2 separate regions of the Mus musculus genome follow, and region 2 is linked to region 1. Evidence: chromatin loops called from intact Hi-C (ENCODE). Cell type or tissue: left cerebral cortex. All regions are shown on one strand.

Region 1 (8,000 bases):
AATGCTATTTCTAATTCTCAACACGGATTTCAATTTTTCTTAGTGTAATCTATGCACTGTACCCTTCATAGTTTTCAACACTGAAGATTTAAGCCAACTTTACATTTTTTTCTCTGATCTTCCTTAAACATTGTCTCAAAGTCCAAAGTAATAATTTATTTGGTGTGTGTGCTTTGGGGAAGTGGACATGAATATGTGGGTGTCCATAGAGACCAGCAGTGTTGGATCCCCTAGATCTGGGTTATAGTTATTAACCACACCCAATATGGGTTCTTGGAATCAAACTCAGGTTCTTAGTAATAGTCAATAGTGGTTTTAACTTCTGAGCTATCTCTCCAGCCCTGCTGTGTGATTTTAGATGAGTGACATTTGGATACTTTTTTGTAGTAGTTCTTTCATAATTATCCCCCACTGTCAAGTTGACACAAATCTACACACACCCAGGAAGAAGGGATCTCAGTCGAGGAATTGCTTCGAGCCGATCAATCTGTACCGCCAATCAATCTGTACCATATCCCGTGAGGCATATCTTCACTGATACCTTATGTAGTGTGGCTCAGTTCACTATTGGTGGTAACTTTCCTAGGCAGGGGGCCTGAGCTGTATGGGAGAGGTAGCTGGATGCGAGCCTGGAACAAAACACATGAGCACCATTCTGCTCTGGTTTCTCTTCATGGCTTCCCTTCATGATGGACTACAAAAGGTAAGATAAAATAAACCCCTCTGTTCCTCAAGTTACTTTTACTTATGGTATTTATCACAGGAATAGAAAAAAAACAAAAACAAGGCCAAATTCTCCTAGTTTGGTAGAGATTTCATTGAATGGTCTTTGTAATGGTCAACTACCAAGTTGTGGGTATTTATTAGAAGTTATTGCTTGTTGGCTACATGTATACTTTTTGTTTTTGATGGTTTCCAGATTAAAAGTTGCCCACAGTCTTTGATAATGCTGAATAAGTTGACTTTACTTTGGCAAAACATCCAAGGTTTGATTTACCTAATGAATTTTGTCATTCTTTAAGTAAGCAACATAAAAACATGTTGTTTTAAAATGTATGTGTGTATGGAATGCTGGTGTGCAGGTCACACATGAAACTTGGGTGCCATCCTCAGGAAGACTTTGAGGTAGACTGTCTCATTGGCTAAAGCTTACTAATTAGTCTAGGTTTGCTAGCTAGTGAGCTGTCCATTCTCCCATCTCTGTGTCCTCAATTCTGGAATTATAATCCGCCCTCCCTGTTTCTCACAAGTTCCGTGATTCAACTCAACTTCTCATACTTTCTCTACCAGATGAAACACTTCCCATTCCAGATGTCTCTTAAATGTTTATTTTCACTTTTGTGTGTGTGCCCAGGGAACTCAATTTAGTGCCTTCCTTGTGCACTCTAGGCAAGTACTCTTATCTCTAACCCCAGGCTTAAAATCCCCAGTCTGATTTCTTGCCTTCTGTGCCTCATTTCATATAAGTACAGGAACAGTTAGTTGCAGAACAATATAAGGCCACTAATTCCTATTGTTTGTCGCTGATTGGTTTGTCTTTTGGTAAATATTTAAACCTTTATTATATACTTTATGATATTAAGTCCTTGTTAAGGGCACAATGTCCTCTGACTTGCATTAAAGTATCTGAGTGATGATGTCCTAGGTGTGTTAGCCTCTATGATCAGCCTTTTTCTTTTCTATTCTTAAATATCACAATAATGTTTTGGCAAATAAACATGATTCATTACACTATGATTTCTTTGATACCTAATCCTTCCTTTCTATCTTCCTTCCTTCTATCTTTCCTTCCTTCTTTCTTTCCTTTGTTCCCTTCTTGCTCCTTCCCACCCTCTATTCCTCTTTTTTTCTTCCTTCTGCCTTCCATTCCCATCCTTCTCCTATTTCAGTTACTTCTATTTTTTTCTGCTGTCTCTAGAATTCTCCATACCTCTCTCTGTTCACATTATATTTAATTCAGCTTCCGTTTTCTTTCTGTCTTATGTAATATGGCTAAGTCTGATTTTCTGCTCAATAATTTGTTATTTTGGCTGTGCTCATCCCAACCGTCACACTGAGCTTGGGGACCTTAGAGGGAGAGCTGGTGGAGGGACTGAAGGAGCAGAGGGGGATTGCAACCCCATAGGAAGAATAATGTGGGCTGCCTGGACCACCCAGTGCTCCCATGGACTCAAGCACCAACCCAGGAGTGTACAGAGAGGGACCCATCCTCCAGATACATATGTAGCAGAGGACTGTCTTATCTGACATCAATGGGAGGGAAGGCCCTAGGTCCTGTGGAGGCTCAGTGCCCTAGCATAGGGAGATTGTGGAGGGGTGGGGTGGGAGTGGGTGGATGTCTGGAGGATCACCCTCATAGAGGCAAAAGGGAGGTAGAAAGGGCAGATGGGATGGGGGTCTGTGGTAGAGTAACCAGGAAAGGGGGATAGTGTTTGAATGGAATGGAGGGATTAATAAAAATAATAATAATGGAATGATTAATAAATAATGATAACAATAATGGAATGATATAATAATAATAATAAATTATTAGGTCAAATCTCTGGTCAGTGATTCCATTTTACATTCTTGGAAACACAGTAAGTTTTCCTAGATTTTAGTATACTAACTGTTGGACAAAGCAGGTATTGAGAATTAGAGCTCAGGGTCAGAAGGACAATAACTACAAATCTATTTCCTGCCATGTTGAGTTTTCACACAAATGGAGAATATTTTATTCCTATCGGTGGCTATGGTTTTATCAGTATGTACTTTTTTTTGGTGGCCAAATGGCCAATGATGAAATCAGCTCAGGAAAAGCAAAAGGGGAAAATATACAGAGTTCTTTCACAATAAATATTTGTGGACAATCTGCTCATCCCTCGTGTTGCTGTTCATTTTGGCTTTATTTCAGTAGGCTTGCACTGTAGGTACTTTTCTGACTGTTGGTGTGATCTCTCTCTCTCTACAAGGTAGGTGTTTTATTTTTAGGAGTGTATTCTTTCCAGTGGATTCTCTCTGAGCATTTATTGGTCCATTTCTCTACTCTTCTCACCACATGGACTCCTTTCTCTTTCTTTCTTTTATTCATCATTACATCCACTTCCGCCTCTTCCTTTCTCGTCTCTAAAATCCTCATTTAGGGAAGAATGAGGTGAGAGTTTATTGAATCTACTACGTTGTCTCTAAAATAATAAATTAGCTGTATTTTTTCTTAAAAAGAAAAAAAAAGACAGGAGTTAGCAAAAGCAAACGTTTCCTGCCCTTCGCTCACTCCATTCCATCCCTATTCTACAGTTTTCTAAGATATGCAAAATCTTGGGTCAAGATTTGAAATGTGTCTAAGGAATTATTCTTTCTCCTCTACTTGAGGCATTGTTCCAAAGAATGATTTGAGAATGTATTTATTCACTGCATCTTCCTGACACATCCCTTAGTTTTCCTATGTTTATACTTACCATGCTGGCATCTTCCTTGCCATTCCGTTAGTTTAATTATTTCTGTAGCAGTGGAGCTCATATGTTCACAGATCTCTCAGACTCCTGACATTCAGTAGTAACTGCTTAGAGTCTAATTGCTTGAAGAAGTAGCACAGAATTGAGAAAAATTCACTTTCGTCTGTTTTCTCCATAAAAATCCAGAATTCTAAGGGAGGAGTTGGCTTTCACCATGTTTCTGTGACAACTTACATCCTTTTCATAAAAGCAAACAGTGCTTATTTCTGGGAGGAAGTGAAGATAAACTTTCTTCCAGTTCTTTTGATTTTCTGTATTAAAAAAAATCCAGCTATATCAGTTTAATCCTTATTTATTTAAACACATTTTCTGTATATTTTATTATTAAAGAGTAATAGTAATAAAATATAAAGGGAAATACCTAAAGATAAGACTCCTGAGCCATCATTCAGTGTTTCTGCAAATTCGCTAGGATGACCATTTAGACATCTGGAAGCAAAATCTCTTTTCAAGTGATTCCATAAATAAAATCCATATAATATTGTTTCTAATATTTCACACCTAACAGAACTTACATTAAATTCTTTTAAGTTATAAAGCAGATAATGTTGCAATATCTTGATCTCAAGAAACATGTGGGTTTGTAGCTTCTTTGTTCAGCTTCAGCAAGTTTTCCTCGAGTAAAGTAATTGAAGTAAATAAGAGATATTTTCCATAGACTTTACATTGAGAAGGGGGAATCAAAGGACAGGGGTTAGACTTTCAGAGTCAGCATTGCTATGTGAGGTAGTGAGGATTTAATCTGTCAACAATAGTTTTGTTTTTGCTTTTCATTTTTTTGACTAATAAAAAAGTTGTTTCTTGAGGTCTCATGCTAAACGGAGTGGGCTTCTTCATAGAACAAAAATGGCTCTGTGATGAGGAAAAGAAATAGCAACTATTTAAGGCACATGCCTACTTTGGTATAGACATGTACAACATTCATTTGCACATACATTGCTAATGTTTTCCTCTGAAACCTTGTATTTCTTCACACATTTGCTTAACCATATGCCTTTGATGACAGTCCAATCTCAAAGCATAGCTTCTTATAGAAAATGAGAAGTATAATTAAGCTAAAAATTTAGCCTAGTCTGTAATGCATTTTGATTTCTCATGAGGGTCTAATCCAGTTTATGAAATGGTTCCAGATGTGCAATCTAGTTCCAGATCTGTTTTTATGTGTGTATAGAAATTCTAATGTGAAATTACAAAAATATAATACTTATATTCTTTGTTATGGAAGTTCCATTTGGAACATCATCTTGAAATTATTAAGATCATGGACAATATTGTTCAGAAAAATTTCAGTTTTTAGTTTTCTATTAGTGTTTGAATGAGTGGCAATGATCTTTGGAGCTCTAGGCTGCCTATATTAATCTGAGAGATGTAAGATATTCAGATTTACTCTCTTTAATTTTTATTTTATTTACAGAGACACCTAACAATATTAGGGGTATGGTGTCTTTGTTTCTAGTTATTGGAATGTGTATGTTTCCTAAATCCATTTGTGTCTTTATTTAACAATGTGTCACATATAATGGTGGAGATTATAAACATTATGATGAATGTCCTGAAAGAGATTACAGTGAGACAGAGGAGTTGGGATGATGTATCCATTGTTAGGGTCCAGTAAAATGTAGCAAGATGAAGACCCAGGGCAAGGGCATCCTAAACTGAAGATTTGTGATAGCCAGGATATAAGTGCAATGATGGTAGAGAGAGTTTCAAACACTTCATTTCTCCATCGGAGGAAAAACTAATAGAGGGGCTAGATGAACCTGGGAAAGTCACCATCAGCAAACACAGTAAAAGCTTTTCTGAAGTTTCTGTTAGGAGTTTGTAAATTTCTTGAAACTGTAACAAAATCAGATGGCTTTAAAAGTATAGTGATTTGGACCAAACACAATTATTTACATTATAAAGAAACATGGTTCAAATAAAGCTAAGCATATCTTTACTGTTGTGATCATAAAAAGAGAATGAGCTATAAGAATATGTTCTAGCAGGAAGTGGGGGATGGGGGTGCCTCAGTGGGCTCATGCCAAGGCATCCCTTCCCCCTGAGGGACCAGACACACACTGGTATAGTATAGAATAGAGTTTATTTAGGGCATGGGAAAGGGAGTCAAGTGGGTACTAGAGGCAGAGAAAGGCAGAGAGAAGGAGAGAATAGAGAAGCAGAGGCCGGCCATGGCCATGTGGAGAGTGGAGGGAGGGGAAGGGAATGGGGAGAGAGGGGGAGCAAGAAAGCAAGAGGCAAGACAGAGATGCAGGAGTAAGAGAGAGAGGAGGGGGACAAGCAGCCAGGCCTACCTGGCCATTTCCAGGTAACTGTGGGGGATAGAGTCCAGACAGAATGCCAACAATTACATCTCCAAGTAAATGGAATGTGTTGAGTCATCAAAATATCTAACAAACAGGACTTATTACTCCTATGCTCACAATAAGTTCAAATGGAAACAGTTTGAATCTCTACCAGTGCACAAATGCATAAATGTATTTTAGCACATTCACACATTGTAGAAAACAGGGACAGGATGGTGTAGATGTAGCTACATCTAAACTCAGAGGTGCAACTTTGAGAGACAAGCCAGATATGAGAGACAGCATGCAATTAATGTTGGCCCTACAAAGCCCACAGTCAAAATGAATGTATTTTAATATTTTTATTCATCATTATTATTGTGTATGTATTTCCACGAATTATGCCTCTAAAGGTCAGAGGATAACCTTGTGCATGGGTTTCTGTGAACAAATTCAGGTTGTCACAGTTGTTTTGTAGGCGTATTCACTTGCTGAGTCATTCAACCAGCCCCAAACTAGGTATCCTTGAAAAGAAAAATTTAAAGTGTACATTTATTTGTAAAAATATTTTTTATGGAAGTAGGCCAACAGGGGCAGGGATTATAGAAGTTCCTTCATAATCTTGGTAGAAGAACCAGGATTCAATAACAACAACAAAGGCTGCTATTCAGTTACCCCTTGGAGAGTCAGTTTCTTTGAATTTGAGTCGTTGACCTCATCAATATGGCATTTATTGTAAAACCTCAGCACTCTCAGAGCCAAGTGCCAGGTCCTCCATGATATATAAACATTCTGTTTTCCTTGAGCCTGGAATCCCCCTCCCATATACACATAAACGCACGCACGCACGCACACACACACACACACACACACACACACACACATACACACATGCACATACACGTAGAGGAGCTATTTTTCTCCTAACTCCCATCAGAACAACTATATCTAAAGATCTTTAAGTGGTACTTTTAAAGCCAACACAAAGCATTGTTTCTTTAAGGAGTACATTTTGATACCGGAGAAAGTATAAAATGTGATCCATCAGGAAAGATTTATGGTTAGTTAAAATCATATTTCTAAGTTTAACTTTGTGTTTTTCTATTTTTGTTTACCATCTTTTTTGTGTTATTTTATTATATTATCATTTCCTTTCATTAATGTGCCTAAAATAGAAATACGAATGCTGTTTTTCACTTTAATCAAAGTTGCCAAGTGTCTCAGTTAGGGCTTTATTGCTGTGAAGAGACACCATGATCACAGCAATTCTTATGAAAGACAGTATTTAATTGGGGATGGCTTACAGTTTCAGAGGTGTAGTCCATTATCATCATGGTGGAAAACATGGCAGAATGCAGGCAGGCATGGTGCTGGAGAAGGAGTCAAGAGTTCTACATTTGATCTGAATGCAGCAGAAGGAGACTGTATGCCACACTGGGCATAGCTTGAGCATAAGAGAATTCAAAGCCCACCCCTCAGAGTGACATATTTCCTCCAACAAGGCCACACCTACTCCAACAAATTCACACCTCCTACTAGTGCTACTCCCTATGGACAATAATTCAAACACATGAATCTATAGGGGACATATCTAATCAAACCACCACTCTAAGGTTTCAAGAAAAGTGAACAAAGTGATTAAACAAGCCTTCACTGAGGAGGGAGGAAGGTAAAATTCCAGAAAGAATAGACTAATTCTATTGCACTTGCTTGCCTGACTCCCAGAAGTTCAAAGATTGACCCTGTTGCTGAAGACACCATGCAATATAGACATAGAGTCTAAATGTTCCTCAGCTGAAACTTTGCATCATTTGGGAACACACACACGCACACACACACACACACACACACGCACATAAGAAAGCGAATGCCATGCAATCTTCCAAAGGAGGAAAACAACCAAATAGTCCTGACCAGCTATGATACTTATTGACAATAACAATGACCATCATGGCACAATAACCCTAATTGTTCAGTGATGGCATGCATATCTCAGCAGTACCCAACAATTATCTAAGTGGAATTAAGATTTTCTTAATAAGAAGGAAATATCCTTGATATTGGAAACTTGGCCAATTACCCATGACTACTGATGTTTTTGGAGGGGAAACTACAACTGACAGTTTACTAAATCAGTATAATATTGATGTACATTTTAAACATTTGTTCTTATACCTGCTGATAAGTGTGGTTCTTACCCCTAACCAAGGAAACTTCTTTT
Region 2 (8,000 bases), 85 kb after region 1:
GTCTGAAGTTGATACCTTAAGACTTTTGGAGATTTATTTATTTATTTATTGCATCTGTTGTACTCCTTTAACTTTGGTTCACCACCGTTTAAAGCAGATAAGTTCTACGCATGCCACGCCCGTTCTTGAGCCCTGTAGAATGAGGATAATAAGACTCATAACTGTACATGCAGATTTAGTTCTCTTCCTTTAATGCTAACTTGTGTGACAGACCTGGAGGAGTTCATTTGAGTTCTTCTTCTGTTGTAAAGACGTAATATACACACTAAATCTATTTTAATTCTCCCTTATTCAGCCTCACAGCAAGATTTCACACATGCAAATGAGTTTGTTAAGGGGAAAAAAAGCTTGTAAAAAATCTGTTAGTTTAATTTAAGCAGTATTCGGATGAGAGGACCAATTTTGCGTTTTAATGCTAAATTAATCAAATAACTACCCCAGCCTTATGATAAATTCAGTTTTTAATCAGGATATGGGATTTAAATATTTTTTAGACTGTATACTGAACAGTGATATGGCCACAATAGTAAGTGTTCACTCTTATCACTATAGTGTTCAGTGGAAAGAGAGGGAGACACACAGATACATTTTAGTGTAGTCTTATAAAGAGAGGTTACATGAGTTTGGGGAGTATCCAATACAAATTATTAAATATGAACACAAGTTATTTATAGCCAGAAATGTAAGCAATTTTCAAAACTACAAACAAAACTTATTTACCTGAAGGCATACAGTTTGAATTCTGAATTTATACCTAATACGATGATTATGCTTAATTCTGTGTAATAAAATTTAGATATTGGGTAACAACAAAATGTGTATATAAGGAATGCCACTCTCTTGGTGGGTTTCCTTTTGTTTTTTGTTTTTTGTTTTTTGTTTTTGCTTTTATAATTAAATGTTGCTACAGAGCCTAGAAATATCTTTTCCTCTTTTTATGGTATGTGAACTTCTTTGTTAACTGGTAAACTCATTTCTGGTAGCTAGATAGAATGGTCTTATTAACTCTATCCACCCTCCCAATTTGGGGTACAAAAATAAGAAAGAGACAATATCTTGTCATGGTATCCTATTTTATTTTTATGTTTTGGACAGTTGCCATTCATTAAACATCTAGGATCCTGATTTTAACTTTGCAGGACATGTAATTTGAGTTTTTTTTTTCTTTCTTTATTGCCTATGTAGGAATTGCTTGCTATTACTGGTATATTAGGATTTGATTATAGATGCCCTTTTGTGATGACTTGATTAGTCAATATCATCTCACATCTTAGGAAGAGAAGTCCACTCACACTGATGAGATGTTAATCATATTTTTAAAGCATAGACAGAATGAAGATTTAAACTCATGGGGAACCATCCTCTATTTTATTGGTGCTTGGCTTTGTATTAGTTACGGCTTTGTTCTTTTCTCTGCTTTTAAGAACTTGAACAACGCCTCTCACACTATCCTTTTCCCTTGTCTAAGTATGTCTTAAATCAGACTAGAATAATAGTATTAATATGGCATCATTCTTCTTCCCTTTAAATTGAGACTTTATTTTTAATGAAGGAAAATTGCTAATTACAAGCATTGTCCTGTGTAGATCCATACACACTAACTTAAAACAGTTCCATATCTGTGTGTGTGTGTGTGTGTGTGTGAGAGAGAGAGAGAGAGAGAGAGAGAGAGAGATGGTCAGATTATATTCATCAATGAAAATTTTTAGAATAATTATATATTTTTAAAAGCTGAATCTTTTGATGCCTAGAAGAAACTCACTTCACCAGTAATAACACGCATAGCCTGAAGGAAGAGATGTGGAAAAAGAGACAACAAGGAAATAGAACACAAACAGTATAACCTATATTTACAACTGGTAAAATAAACTCTATATAAGAACTTATGAAGTTAAACAACTCATTAAACATTGAGACATGGCCACATAGAACCTTCACCTCCATGTTGTAGTGTTTTTGACATGGGAAGGTATTCTGCAGGCTACAAAAAGAAAAACTGTAACACCAATCCAGCCACAAAACCATGGAAAATAGTCTGTCCTGCCTGCAAAATATGCTACAGCAATGGTGGCACACAGCTTGTGGAAATAACCAACCAATGGCTGATTTTACTTGAGGCCCTTTTCATGAGATGGAATCCATACATGATATTGCTTGAGTGACCAAGAATCAGAGACTAGATAGCCCAGAGACCTAGGGTAAAACCAAACACTACTGATCTAGAAAAAACAACCAAACCAAACCACCAAGCAATAAAACGTCTCCTAATGATATTCTGCTGTATTCATAGGTTGTGCCTTTACTCAGCAGTCATAAAAGAGGCTTCGTACTATGTATATGGGATCGAACACAGAAACTTATACAAAGAGAAAAACAGGGAGGAAAGGAGGGAGAAAGGGAGGGAGAGGGAGAGAGAGAGAGAGAGAGAGAGAGAGAGAGAGAGAGAGATATCTTGGATCACAACTCTAATTGAGATGTCTCCATCATGTTTCTCTCCTCAGAGCTCAGGGAATCTTTTGGGAAAGAAGGGAGAAAGAGAGTGGGAGACAGAGAGGGAGAAGGAAAACAGGAAAACAAGGCCTTTAGATAAACTGAACAATGGTCACATGAACTCACAAAGACTGAAGCAGCAAATACAGGGTCTGCATGGGTATACAACAGATCTAGTGGGCCTTTTGGTTTAGAACTCTAAGCCAAGATTACCACCTACAAAGATCTATGGAGAACCATACATTATTAGGCTAATTTGGAAAATAAAACCTTACAAAGTAGGAGTGTCATATGTAGTAATAAAAAATTAATTTAATGAGTGTAAGTAGTAATTTCAAGTGTACATACATCAACTTTTGAAACATATAGTTATAAGATGGAATAATATTAGGTCCAAATGTAAAGATAGATTCTGATATAATTAAGGTAGGAAATTTCAACTATTTCAGTCTTATTGCTGGAAAAATCATCAACTCAAAATCTCAACGGAGAAATCTTAAACTACACCATAGACCAAAAGATCCCCAAAACCTGATATTTACAAACCATTTGTTCCATATGTGAAAATTATACATTGTTCTCATGCTACTTGAAGCATTCTCTATGCTTTTATTTTGTACCACAAAGCAAATATCAACAAATTAAGATAGTGACATCCCTTCTTTAATCTTACTGGCCTCAAGAATATGAAGTTACAAATTAGCAAAAAAATGTTAAAGATTGTGTAAGTACTCTGGAATTCAAAAACATGCCCTAGAAAGGCATATGTATTACTGAGGCAGGGGGAGGGGGAATGGGATAGGAAGTTTTGGGATAGGAGACCTGGAAAGGGGAAAATGTTTGAAATGTAAGTAAAAAAAAAATATCCAGCCCCCCCTCCCCCCCAAAAGGGAAGAAAATTCACCCAAGAGGAGTAGACAGCAGGTAACAATCAAACTCAGGGGTGAAATAAACCAAGTGGAAACAAGAAGAACTATTCAAAGAATTAACCAAACAAGGAGTTGGTTCTTTGAGAAAATCAACAAGATAGATAAACCCTTAGCTAGACTCACTAGAGGGCACAGGGACAACATCCTAATTAGCAAAATCAGAAATGAAAAGGGAGGCATAACAACAGATCCTGAAGAAATTCAAAACACCATCAGATTCTTCTACAAAAGGCTATACTCAACAAAACTGGAAAACCTGGATGAAATGGACAAATTTCTAGACAGATACCAGGTACCAAAGTTAACTCAGGATCAAGTTAAAGATCTAAACAGTCCCATATCTCCTAAAGAAATAGAAGCAGTCATTAATAGTCTCCCAGCCAAAAAAAGCCCAGGACCAGATGGGTTTAGTTCAGAGTTCTACCAGACCTTCAAAGAAGATCTAATTCCAGTTCTGCACAAACTATTCCACAAAATAGAAGTAGAAGGAACTCTACCCAACTCAATGTATGAAGCCACAGTTACTCTGATACCTAAACCACAGAAAGATCCAACAAAGATAGAGAACTTCAGAACTTATGAATATAGATGCAAAAATCCTCAATAAAATTCTCACTAATTGAATCCAAGAACACATTAAAGCAATCGTCCATCCTGACCTAGTAGGTTTCATTCCAGGGATGCAGGGATGGTTTAATATACGGAAATCCACCAACGTAATCCATTATATAAACAAACTCAAAGACAAAAACCACATGATCATCTCGTTAGATGCGGAAAAAGCATTCGACAAGATCCAACACCCATTCATGATAAAAGTCTTGGAAAGATCAGGAATTCAAGGCCCATACCTAAGCAATCTACAGCAAAACAGTAGCCAACATCAAAGTAAATGGTGAGAAGCTGGAAGCAATCCCACTAAAATCAGGGACTAGACAAGGCTGTCCACTCTCTCCATACCTATTCAACATTGTACTTGAAGTCTTAGCCAGAGCAATTCGACAACAAAAGGAGATCAAGGGGATACAAATTGGAAAAGATGAAGTCAAAATATCACTTTTCGCAGATGACTTTCTTAATTACCATAGCACACCACAAATTATCTCACCTATTCGAACAGATTCAATAGGAAAATCTTTCTTAAATTTTTTATTGGATATTTTATTTACATTTCAAATGTTTTTCCATTTCCAGGTTTCCTCTCCACAAACCCCTTATTCCCTCCCCCTTCCCTGCTTCTATGAGGGTGCTCCCCCACCCACCGACTCCCAATGTTTGGCCCTGGCATTCCCCCACACTGGGGTATTGAGCCTTCCTAGGACCAAGGGCTTCTTCCATTTGTTTGGTAGTTAAGTCCCTGGGAGCTCTAGGGAATTTTTGTACAAGCTAGTACTACCCAGACACCAATACCTGACAGCCATAGAATCAAAAGAAAATTGTCAGTATTCTCAATGAAAATTGATTAAAAAAAAACCCAAAAACAAAAACAAAAACCTACTAGGAAGCTGAGTTGAGCAGCTTGCTGGAAGAACTATGCAAATGATCACATGGAATTGAAGCACACACAGTTGAACACACACAGACGTCTGCATGTAACCTATCAGATCACATCACAGGCTATTTGCATGTAAAGTATCAGATTGCCACACAGGACAACAACCTTGTGATGGTTTCATCGGATGTGGAGAAAGCATTTGATAAAGCTCAGCACCCACTCATGATAAAACCACTCAAAAAAAAATCAAGCCTGGGTAGAACATACATCAACATAGTAATGCTACGAATGAGAAGCCCACAACAACCAGAATGAGTGGATGAAGCCGACTTTCTCCTCCATCCTAATACTGTCAGTCCTCCAGTGTGAAAACAGAAGGAACAAGACATCTAATTAGCAGGGAAGGGCAACATTGCTCCTGCATGTAGGTGTCATTATTTTAAACATTAAAAAAAATACATCACTCTAGACTGGTTTTAAATAATATATAAATTTAGTAAAGTTCTATAATACTACATGGCATTTTTATAACTCAACTGAGTTCATTGAGAAGTTAATCAAGGACACAGTCTCACTCATAAAAATTACCTGAAATAAATTTAACTAATGAAGCTAATGATAAAAGAATAAAATTTAAGAATTCTTGCTGGGCTAAGTTGAAGGAGGGGGTGGGAGGGGAGAGGAGAAGAGAAGAGGAGAGGAGAGGAGAGGAGAGGAGAGGAGAGGAGAGGAGAGGAGAGGAGAGGAGAGGAGTAGAGGCTGGCCATGAGCAAGTGGAGGGGAGAGGGGAATGGGGAGAGAGGGGGGAAGGGACTAGAGGGCAGAGCTAGATCAAGAAGGCCAGAACAAGAAAGAGAGAGAGAGTACAGGGCAAGCAGCCCCTTTTATAGTGAGTCAGGCATATCTGGATGTTGCCAGGTAACTGTGGGGTGGAGCTTAGACAAAATGCTAACAGATGGGATTATGTAGAGTGGCCCTATCTCAAAAATAAAAATGAAACAAACAAAAGTATTTCTAAATATACAAGCACTAAACAGCAAGAGCTCCTGGACACACTAAGCCAAGATGGATGGTGACAAATCCACAAAGAGACATAAACAATTGCAATTACGTATTTCAAATACCCTTCTGATGTAATCAATGGTCAACCTATACGTAAAGCCCTGAAACAAACTGTTTGATGGTCAGTAACTAAAACCCAATACAGTTTTATGGAATCTTAAGTTTTGATCAAGGAATTTTTTGTGGGCATGAGATTATTGATAGTCAGAATCTTAATTTCTTAATTTGGTCCTCAAATTATGATTGCTTTGGCAGATTGGGGCAGCAGCCCTTGTCCGTGTTTGTGACTTTCCACTTAACACTGCCTATGTAACATTCCCTTGTTATGTCATTCTTAGTTTCTTGATCAACATGTAAGAACAAGTATGTTCCAAGTCACTGTGAGAACTTTTAAATGATATACACAGGCATGGGTGGGGATGATGGAGGGGAAAATCACAATGCTTATTGCTATTTCATTTGTCCATCAGAAAAATCATAGGATGTCATAAGTAAAAGAGATAAATTAGAAAAAAAAACCAACGTTTTAGGAATAAGAACAATAGAATTCTCTTCAGTGTGCTTTTTTCTTCAAAGTCCTTCTAATATACAAACATTTCCAGTCCCCTTGGTGGTGGAGTGTAAGCTCACTGTCAGTATATTGATCGCAAGGTTAAAATGCTTCTATTTTTATAAATTTTGTGTATTTTTTCCTCCAATTTTTTATTAGGCATTTACTTCATTTACATTTCAAATGCTATCCCGAAAGTCCTCTATCTCCCCCCCCCCCCCGCCTACCTCCCTACCCACCCACTCCCACTTCTTGGCCCTGGTATTTCCCCTGTACTGGGGCATATACAGTTTGCAAGACCAAGGGGCCTCTCTTCCCAATGATGGCCGACTAGGCCATCTTCTGCTACATATGCAGCTAGAGACACGAGCTCTGGGGGGTACTGGTTAGTTCATATTGTTGTTCCACCTATAGGGTTGCAGACCCCTTTAGCTCCTTGGGTACTCTCTCTAGCTCCTCCACTGGGGGCCATGTGTTCCATCCAATAGCTGACTGTGAGCATCCACTTCTGTGTTTGCTAGGCACTAGCTTAGCCTCACAAGAGACAGCTATATCAGGGTTCCTTCAGCAAAATCTTGCTGGCATATGCAATAGTGTCTGCATTTGGTGGCTGATTATGAGATGGACCTCCAGGTGCGGCAAGTGTCTGGATAGTCCATCCTTTCGTCTCAGCTCCAAACTTTGTCTCTGTAACTCCTTCCATGGGTGTTTAGTTCCCAATTCTAAGAAGTGGCGAATTGTCCACACTTTGCTCTTCCTCCTTCTTGAGTTTCATGTGTTTTGCAAGTTGTATCTTGGGTATTCTACGTTTCTGGGCTGAAACTCTGTTGGGATATTTTTGTATTCCTAAGTGCTTAATTAAATGCTTGGGTATCTGCATTTTGTACATATGCACACACCTGCCCCCACACACACCCATGCACATACACACAGACCTCCCACTGTCTAATAGCAGCTAAGATATGTTTAAAAATAATTGCACTTTGAAACTCAAGGGTCTGTTTCACTCTTCATTATTGGAAGAACCTGGTATTAGCAGAATGTAGGACAATGAACCAGTCCACATGGACATACTCTAGGGAAGGAGACAGGCTTGCAGAACGTATCAGTGCAAATCCTCTCAATGTCTATGCTCATCTTTCTTCTGATTTTAGATTTTCTTTGATAGAAGTAACTGACATTTTTAAAAAATGTTATTAAACAGAGGTTACAAATTCTGTAGTATCATTAAAATAATGATTAAAGTCACAAAAGACTCAGTTTAATATTCATATACTTTGCAATCAGATAGAGCTGAAAGTCAGTGCCATCTGTGGACACCATTGTCAAATGTGCTACTGTGAAAAGAAGAACACTCACACTCTTTTTGAGAAGAATAATCCTCAGGTAAAACTCTATTAATCCTCACAGATAGGTGTATTCCCAGGATGTCTGTCATAGCCAAACATGCGTTTAATCTGCAATGAGTGATTTG

The links. A loop is a pair of places that touch in the nucleus more often than their neighbours do. Peaks named below come from ENCODE experiments on the same cell type or tissue, not always from the same donor. Only the 100,000 strongest peaks of a DNase experiment are listed, where the experiment ranks them.
Region 2: it touches region 1 in a loop (2.4-fold over the local background); 2 of 42 quality-filtered maps call a loop at or near these places.

Annotation. Positions count from the first base shown.
Region 1 is chr16:63,034,008-63,042,007 of GRCm38, forward strand. No RefSeq gene overlaps it. Among named protein-coding and RNA genes, the nearest start is that of Gm33912, 180 kb to the right of the region's middle. In left cerebral cortex, no CTCF peak of the experiment used is centred here; DNase peaks (open chromatin) are centred at 3,473, 4,443, 6,092 and 6,180.
Region 2 is chr16:63,118,650-63,126,649 of GRCm38, forward strand. No RefSeq gene overlaps it. Among named protein-coding and RNA genes, the nearest start is that of Gm33912, 95 kb to the right of the region's middle. In left cerebral cortex, no CTCF peak of the experiment used is centred here; a DNase peak (open chromatin) is centred at 227.